Linked DNA regions of Homo sapiens: region 2 is linked to region 1. Evidence: read pairs that join two places in POLR2A ChIA-PET (ENCODE). Cell type or tissue: GM12878. All regions are shown on one strand. Each heading gives the region's core, and the rest is flanking DNA. Links, peaks and the distances in the headings are about the cores only.

The links. Peaks named below come from ENCODE experiments on the same cell type or tissue, not always from the same donor. Only the 100,000 strongest peaks of a DNase experiment are listed, where the experiment ranks them.
Region 2: POLR2A ChIA-PET joins it to region 1 with 5 read pairs; 2 of 35 experiments call an interaction of 5 or more read pairs at or near these places.

Annotation. Positions count from the first base shown.
Region 1 is chr9:35,070,388-35,074,211 of GRCh38, reverse strand. VCP (valosin containing protein) reads left to right here and starts at 1,587. Exons shown (of 17, transcript NM_007126.5): 1 at 1,587-1,875. The coding sequence starts at 1,859. It overlaps FANCG (FA complementation group G), which reads left to right. Exons shown (of 14, transcript NM_004629.2): 14 at 1-373. The coding sequence ends at 104. RefSeq lists enhancers at 1,020-1,069, 1,090-1,229, 1,430-1,479 and a silencer at 1,880-2,509. In GM12878, for the core only: CTCF peaks have their summits at 1,664 (motif pointing left) and 2,064; a DNase peak (open chromatin) is centred at 1,441; H3K4me3 peaks cover 1,318 bases; H3K27ac peaks cover 2,144 bases.
Region 2 is chr9:33,295,064-33,299,174 of GRCh38, reverse strand. NFX1 (nuclear transcription factor, X-box binding 1) reads right to left here. Exons shown (of 24, transcript NM_002504.6): 2 at 3,748-4,111. Among named protein-coding and RNA genes, the nearest start is that of NFX1, 6.6 kb to the right of the region's middle. In GM12878, for the core only: no CTCF peak of the experiment used is centred there; a DNase peak (open chromatin) is centred at 1,524; H3K4me3 peaks cover 2,500 bases; H3K27ac peaks cover 2,310 bases.

The DNA.
Region 1 (3,824 bases), core at 1-2,500:
TCCCCCTGTACCTAGAAAGCTATTTGAGCTGGATCCGTCCCTCTGATCGTGACGCCTTCCTTGAAGAATTTCGGACATCTCTGCCAAAGTCTTGTGACCTGTAGCTGCCACGTTTTGAAGAGCTTGAGCTGGGTCCCCAGTGGGCTGTCTCTCTGTGGGGAGGGCTTTCTGCTTCACCATCATTAGGAATGTGACCATTCCTATATAATTCCTGGACTGGTGAGATTGGTGGTAGGCCTGTGAAATTTGCCCTAGTTACTACCATTCTCGTTTTGGAGGAAACAATCTCTGCCACCACCAAGTCATTGACTTTGCTCGAGGCACCTTTTTTCCTGTTTCTCCTTTTCTGTTGTCGAGTAAAATTTCATATTTATCTCGTCTGCCTACTACATATACTTGCGTGGGAAGGCTTGTGACCGTCTAGTTGAGTGCTAGTTGTCTATGATGCCCTTTCCTGACATCGTCTACCTTATGAACTTGAAGTCTGGGTATGAGGAAAGGGCTACAGGAATCCTCACTTTGGAGGCAGTGGCTTTAGTCCTTCACATTGCCTGAATGCAGAGCCCCAAAGCCCAGGACAGTGACAATGAGTGGAGTTGGGTCTGAAGGGTGGTCTAGATAGGCCTCTCAGGACAAGGGCAGGTACCTGTTACTTAGAGACAGGCAGGTTTCTCTCAGAGTAACTCTTCACTCCCTTCCTAATTCCAAATTCTAGAAATTCGACTCGTCTTAGTCAAATGTGTCTGTGTGGGTACAGGGTGAAAGGTGAATTGAGTCAGCATATCACCAACAGCTGCCTGTTGACTACTAACAGGGACCCCTGTTATTTGGGGCCCAAGGATTTTCAAGTCCCAGCATATGCAGTTTTCTTGCTAATTTGGGTTCTACTGAATTGGCTGTGTGTTCTGTGGTTGCCCTTTGACTTCTCTGGATTTGAGTGCCTTATTATAAGGTATTAATATTAATGACGGGAGGAAGAAAGGCACAAGCGCTGAGAAACTGCAAAGGCTGTGGGATTGGGGTTACCAGAGGGTGCAGTGACAATGGGGTAGGAGTGGGGTGCTAGTCAGAAAGTTCAGAGTAGGGGTGGTTGGAGGCAGCGTTGAGAAGGAGCAAGAAGTGTCAGGGTGGTGATGGCGTCTTAGAAGATCTCCAGGTTTTGGGAGAAGATGGGTGTATGGGTTACCACAATAGGACTAGACTAATACAAGGGTTCAGTCTATTGTGCCACGTTCTTCCAGGAGGATAAACTCCGGAGCCAATGAACTGGAGCCAAGTGGGAGAGTCCGCCTCTAAGGGATTAAAGGGTCTCCTTTCACTAATCGATCTCGCCCTATTCCTTTCGTTGATTGGCTGAGAATTCCAATCCGTCGAGGAAGCGTAGCGTTGCGGCCAATTGACGTGGCGTTACTAGGCGTGTCGCATCACTGAGGCGGGAGCCAGGCCGCAAGCGAATTTCCTGATTGGCTGTGATCTGCGGGTTGCTGGGGAGAGGCGCGGAGAGGCGGGCGAGAGTCCGCAGGGCAGGCGCTGATTGGCTGAGGTGGGAGCAGCTTCCCTTCCGATGATTCGGCTCTTCTCGGCTCAGTCTCAGCGAAGCGTCTGCGACCGTCGTTTGAGTCGTCGCTGCCGCTGCCGCTGCCACTGCCACTGCCACCTCGCGGATCAGGAGCCAGCGTTGTTCGCCCGACGCCTCGCTGCCGGTGGGAGGAAGCGAGAGGGAAGCCGCTTGCGGGTTTGTCGCCGCTGCTCGCCCACCGCCTGGAAGAGCCGAGCCCCGGCCCAGTCGGTCGCTTGCCACCGCTCGTAGCCGTTACCCGCGGGCCGCCACAGCCGCCGGCCGGGAGAGGCGCGCGCCATGGCTTCTGGAGCCGAGTGAGTGTGCGCGCGCCGTTCGCTTGCTGCGGCGGCGCGCACCGGGACCAGCCGCGCAGGGTAGGCCCGGCGGGGCCTGGCCGTGGGCGCGTCAGAGAGGTGGAGACCAGGAAAGAGGGAAGGGAAGCTAGGGGGCGAGTGAGGGGCCGTGGACCCGGCAGGCCCGGCTGGGGCCAGCTGCGCACCCGCGCGCCCCCTAGGCGGGGCTTGCGTTGGGTCCGGGTCGGAGCCTGGGCCGGATCGTGCTGTGTCATGCAGGCCCCGGCCCGCCCGATTGGCTCCCTTAGAACGGACGTCTGGGCCTGGCCAGGTCTTCCGGCCCACTCCGCCGGCGCGGCGCCCCGGGGCTTTGGGGCGCCAGTCTGCCGTCCGGCCTACCACCCGCCGAAAGCCTTTGGTCCCCGGAGAGAGCAGGCCCCGCGAGCCCGAGGCCCCAGCCGGGCCCGGTGGGCGTGGACTTTGCGCCATGTGAAGGCCTCAGGAGCTCTGCCACCGAGGCGGAGCCCGGGGTCGGGGAAGGCCCGCCGAGCTCAGGGAAGCTCACAGCCGCCTTTTTGGAGCCGGGTCGGCGGGGCCGGAGGTGGGCATCCTCTGTGTGTGACCTGAGTCGTGAAGGACTGTTAGGGAGAGGGCGAGCCCTACCTTTCGCTTCTGGTCTTCTTACTTTAGGCCTGTTGTTCATACTAGAAAGTTTGAGCCAGTTTTCCTTAATGTTATGACTCGTGGGTGGGGAGAAAGGAATTTTTCTTTAACATTTTAGGTTCTTGCTAAAGTTGGAATCTCAGTTCGTGTTTTGTGCGCCTTTCCAGATTTCCAGGTTTCGTGGTGTGCAGTTTAGAGTTGCACTAACTCTTCAAAAACACAAACGTGCGCGCACTCCTTTCCCCAACCAGCTATATTGAGAAATTACCCGGGCTCTGGGGCTTTCTGACCCCACCTCCATCCTTAGGAAAGCGTTAGATAAAACTTGGCTACCTCAGCCCATTCAATTTAGAATAGAGAGCTTTTAGAGGCAAAAAAAAAAAAAAAAAAAAAAAAAAAAACACAGCCAGCCCAAGGAAACTCTATGCAAATTACCTTCCTTCCTTGAAGAGATTAGTTTTTTGAGGTGTGTTCCTTTTTCTCAAGTTTCTGAATTCGGATAAAGTATTACTCAGTTGCTTATTTAAAAGAGTCACTTATTCTGAAAGTATTCTTTTGGTTTATATGCAGTCAGCCTCTTATTTTCAAAAGTAAAAATCTAAAATTCTTGGAACCTGGCATCATCAGCTGTTTCTAACCTCTTGGTCACCTTGATGACTCTTAGCTGAAACCCTTCCAAGTCCCGTGGAGTCCCCTGTGCAGTTCTGGAAAGGGATTGACTTATACAGAAGACAATGGAGGATTGCCCCAAAGAGTGTCCAGAACTGCTGTTGGCCCATGGTCAGGCCAAATTCAGTCTTTTAGAGATTACCACATCTGATCTCAGTAGGTAGATGGGGAATTAGAGGCTTTACCTTAAGAAAAGGGCATACCACTCATCTCCAGAGCCAGAGTCCGGGATGGTAGGCAGAATGGAGGTTTTCCTAGGATACAGCTTTGAGATTAAAATACAAACTATTGACCGGGCACAGTGGCTCAGGCCTGTAATCCCAGCATTTTGGGAGGCCGAGGCAGGCAGATCACTTGAGGTCAGGAGTTTGAGACCAGCCCGGGCAACATGGAGAAACCCCATCTCTATTAAAATGCAAAAAGTAGCCAGGCATGGTGATGGTGCACACCTGTAGTCCCAGCCACTCTGGAGGCTGAGACAGGAGAATCACTTGAACCCAGGGAGGCAGAGATTGCAGTGAGGGAGATCGCGCCACTGCACTCCAGCCTGGGCAACAGAGGGAGACTCCGTTTCAAAAAATAAAAAACTATGGTGACTAGAGGCATCTGGCGTTTTATTTTTCTCCAGTCCCAGTTCT
Region 2 (4,111 bases), core at 586-3,085, 1.8 Mb after region 1:
TAGTTTTAACAAAGGCAGTCTGGTTATGTAAGACGTTAACATTAGAGGAAGTTGGGTGAAAGATATATGGGAATTCTTTGAACTATCTTTGCAACTTTTCTATAAATCTGAAATTATTCCAAACTGAAACATTTTACAGACAAACACCTTTTTCTCTACTAGGCTTTGACACTTCAGTAAATGCCAATTCCATTCTTTTAAGTTGCTCAGGCATAAAATCTTCCTTCCAAATACATCCAAAATCTATCCAATTGTTACCTTTTCCACACTATTACTCCAGTCTAAGTCTCCATCATCTCCTACCTGAACAACTGCAATAGCCTCCTAACTTGTCCTGTTGCCTTCTTAGAGCCTATTCTCCACACAGCAGCTTAATAATATTTTTTTTTTTGAGACAGGTTCTTATTCTGTCACCCAGGCTAGAGTGCAGTGGCACAACCACTACTTACTGCAGCCTTGACCCACTGGGCTCAAGCGATCCTCCTAGTTCAACCTCTTGAGTAGCTGGGACTATAGGCATGTGCCACCACGTCCAGCTAATTTTTATTTTTTTGCCTTTTGCAGAGATGGGGTCTCATTAAGTTGTCCAGGCAGGTCTTGAACTCCTGGGCTTAAGCAATCCTTCTGCCTTGGCCTTCCAAAGTGCTGGGATTACAGATGTGAGCCACCACATCCAGACCCTAAGTGATTATTTTAGAATGTAAGTTCATGACATCCCTCTTCCCAGGACCTTCCAGCAGCCTCTCATCTTACTCAGAACCAAATCCAAGGGACTCACATGATCCAGCCCTTGCTATTTCTCTGACCACCTTTCCTGCCCCTATCTTCATTGCCTATAATACCCCTCCCCACATCTAAATTTGCTCCTCCCTCTGCCTAGAATGCTCTTTCTCAAGCTAGCCACATGGTGCATTTCTGTACTTCATTCTTGTCTCTGTTCAAATGTCTCCTTATCAAAGAGGTCAACCTATGTAAAATAGCACTCTTGTCACTCTGTCTTCTTAACCTTCTTAATATTTCTTTTTAGTCCTTATCACCACCTGACATATTAAATATCTAAGTGCTTTCTGCCTGTCTTCCCTACCAGAATGTAAATTCCATCAGCATTCCCTGTACCTAGAACAGTGCTTGGTATATAGTATTTATGCAACAAATATGAATGAAGTGTTCTCAAAAATGATATGAATAATGTGAGAATGTTAAGGCCCCAAGAGATTTGTTAAATAGAATTCTAAGATGGTCTTCCAGATTCCCACCTCCCTGGTATGCATACCCTATATAATCTCCTCCCCTTGAGTATGGGTGGGCCTGACTTAATCAAGTAAGCCATTTTAAAAGAGTTGAAAATCAAACAGAAGTCAGAGAGATCTGAAGTGGCAGCAGCTGCTTTCCCGCAGGCCTCAAAGAAGCAAACTATCATGTTGTGTACAGAGTCATGTGGCAGGGAAACACAGGTGGCCTCTAGGAGCTGAGAGAGACACCCCTGGCCAACAGCCAGCAAGAAAACAGGAACCTCAGTCCTACATCTGTAAGGAACTGAATCCTACCAACAACCAGTGACTGAAAGAGAACCCTGAGCCTCAGATGAGATCACATGCCTAGCCAAATTTGGAGACACTGAGCAGAGAACCCAGCTAACCAGGACCCATTCATCTGACCCACAGAAACAGTGGCATAGTAAATGTGTGTTATCATAAGCCACTACATTGTGATAATTCACTATAAAGCAAGAGGTAATTATTAACCAGCCTTAAGGATTCAGTAACAACTCTGGTATAACATTGCTTTGCTTCACATATACATTGAGGTTCCAAGAATAATCCTGATAAAGCAAGAAACTAGAACTATAGGCTGGTGTAAAAACAGGCCCTGGGTAGATGGTGGCTTCAAGGGTTGGGCTGTATCTCACATTAAACTGGAGAGGGATTAAGATAGTGAAGGTCCAGGAGGAAGAGCTAGCAGAATAAAACTATTCAGCTTGATGAAATATACACTTAGGGCAAAATGATAGATGTCTTCGAATACTGCAAAAAGCTGATTTGCAGTAAGGAGAGGGGGAGCTGTGAGAAGACAGACTAGTTACTATGCTGCTCCGGAGGATAAAACTTGAACCAAAGGATAGGAAGGAAAGGAAAGAAGCTTTCAGTTCAATATAAGGATGAACTTTTTAATGGTCAGAACTGAGTACCTACTATGTTTCAAGAGCTGTGTGGGGCAGCAGGGTCACAAAAAAAGAAAAGAAATATACAGTGTCTGTTTTTAAGGAGCTTACAGACTAGTGGAGGACAATGAAGCATAAATAAATTATGGTTTCCAGTGTAAGTTCTGTAATAGAAGCATGCAAATTTAAGAGAAAGACATAAGCGTGAGGGCTGTAAGAGATTAACGCTATCTATAAAGGTGAGAAAAGGTTCCCTGGACATGTGACTAAAGTAACTTTTTTCCCCCCGCAAAACAGGGTCTTGCTCTGTTATCCAGGCTGGAGTACAATAGCTCACTGCAGCCTCGATCTCCTGGGCTCAAGTGATCCTCTCACTTCAGCTTCCTGAGTGTCTGGGACTACAGGCATGTGCTAACATGCCTGGCTAATTTTTTTATTTTAATTCTTTTGTAGTGACAGGGTCTCCTTATGTTGCCCAGGCTGGTCTTGAACACCTGTGTTCAAGTGATCCTCTCACCTCAGCCTCCCCAAGTGCAGGAATTACAGGTGTGAGCCACCATGCCTGGCCTAAAGTAGCTTTTGAAAAATGAGTAAGACTTCGTCAGCGAACTGAGTGACAGAAATTCTAAAGAGAGGGAGCCACATGCAACACCATGCAAAGACAAAAAAGTGTAGAATCCAGGGAATAAAATGTGGTAGATATTGAGGCAGCAGAAGATGGGACTGTTGAGTAAGGCAGAAGCAGTAAACGGAATTAAGCAGAGGAGTGACACAGTTTAATGTGTGTTTTAGGCAGGGCGCAGTGGCTCACGCCTGTAATCTCAGCACTTTGGGAAGCCGAGGCGGATCACCCGAGGTCAGAAGTTTGAGACTAGCCTGGCCAACATGGTGAAACCCCATTTCTACTAAAAATACAAAAATCAGCCAAGCATGGTGGCGGGCGCCTGTAATCCCAGCTACTCGGGAGGCTGATGCAGGAGAATCATCTGAACCCAGGAGGAGTTGCAGTGAGCTGGGATCGCACCACTGCACTCTAGCCTGGGCAACAGTGAGACTCCTCTCAAAAAAACAAATAAATAAAATATGTGTTTTATAAAGATTGCTCTCTGATGCTGGTTTAAGAGGTGAACTGAAAGAGAGAAATTAAGAGATGATAAGACCAGTTAGGAACTGCTGCAACTAAGCAGACCAGATGAGGCAGATTAGATGATGCAGGATGAAACCAAAAGAGGCAGCAGAGATGTTACCACCCACCACTTGTTTTCACAACTCAAAAAAAATCTTGTAACCAGACATCTACACCACCCGTATTTGCATTTTTGAAAACCCTTACAAAATTCCTCATTTGGAAAAGAAAAAGAATTCTTATTTGTATTTGCTTGTGATATGCATAAAACTAAGTGGTTACCTATTGGGGCAGGGAGCAGCGAGTGGTGGTAGAACTTAGGCAGACAGTGAATAAAGATTGAGACTTTTTACAGTGTAACTTTCCATACTTTCTGCTTTCTAAATTATGTGAATATATGACTTATTTAAAAATTTAAATTAAAAAGACAACAAAATATTTCCTATCTAGGTAGGTTTACCTGTGTGCGTTTCCACATTCTTTAGCACATGGTTCTGTTTGCCTCGGGAGAAAGGAGATACTACTTGAGGATCCTGCCTCCGTACAGTGCATTTCTCTTGGTCAACCCTCCTGGAAGACTTGTTGATGACTGCCAAGTTCTCACTGTCACAGGTAGATTTTGCTGGTCTTTCATTGAGGTCATCCTTTGGAATGGGGCCCATGTTGTTTCTGTGTCCTGCGTTTGTATGTCGGTGGCCCTCCTGTTTTGGTGGATTTCTGCCTGGTCGTGGCCTGGCCCCCTCCACTTCCCAGGGAGGCCTTTTCTGTGGGTATCTTCTCTGCTCATTTCGTCTGGCTCCATACCCATCCAATACTCCTTTTCT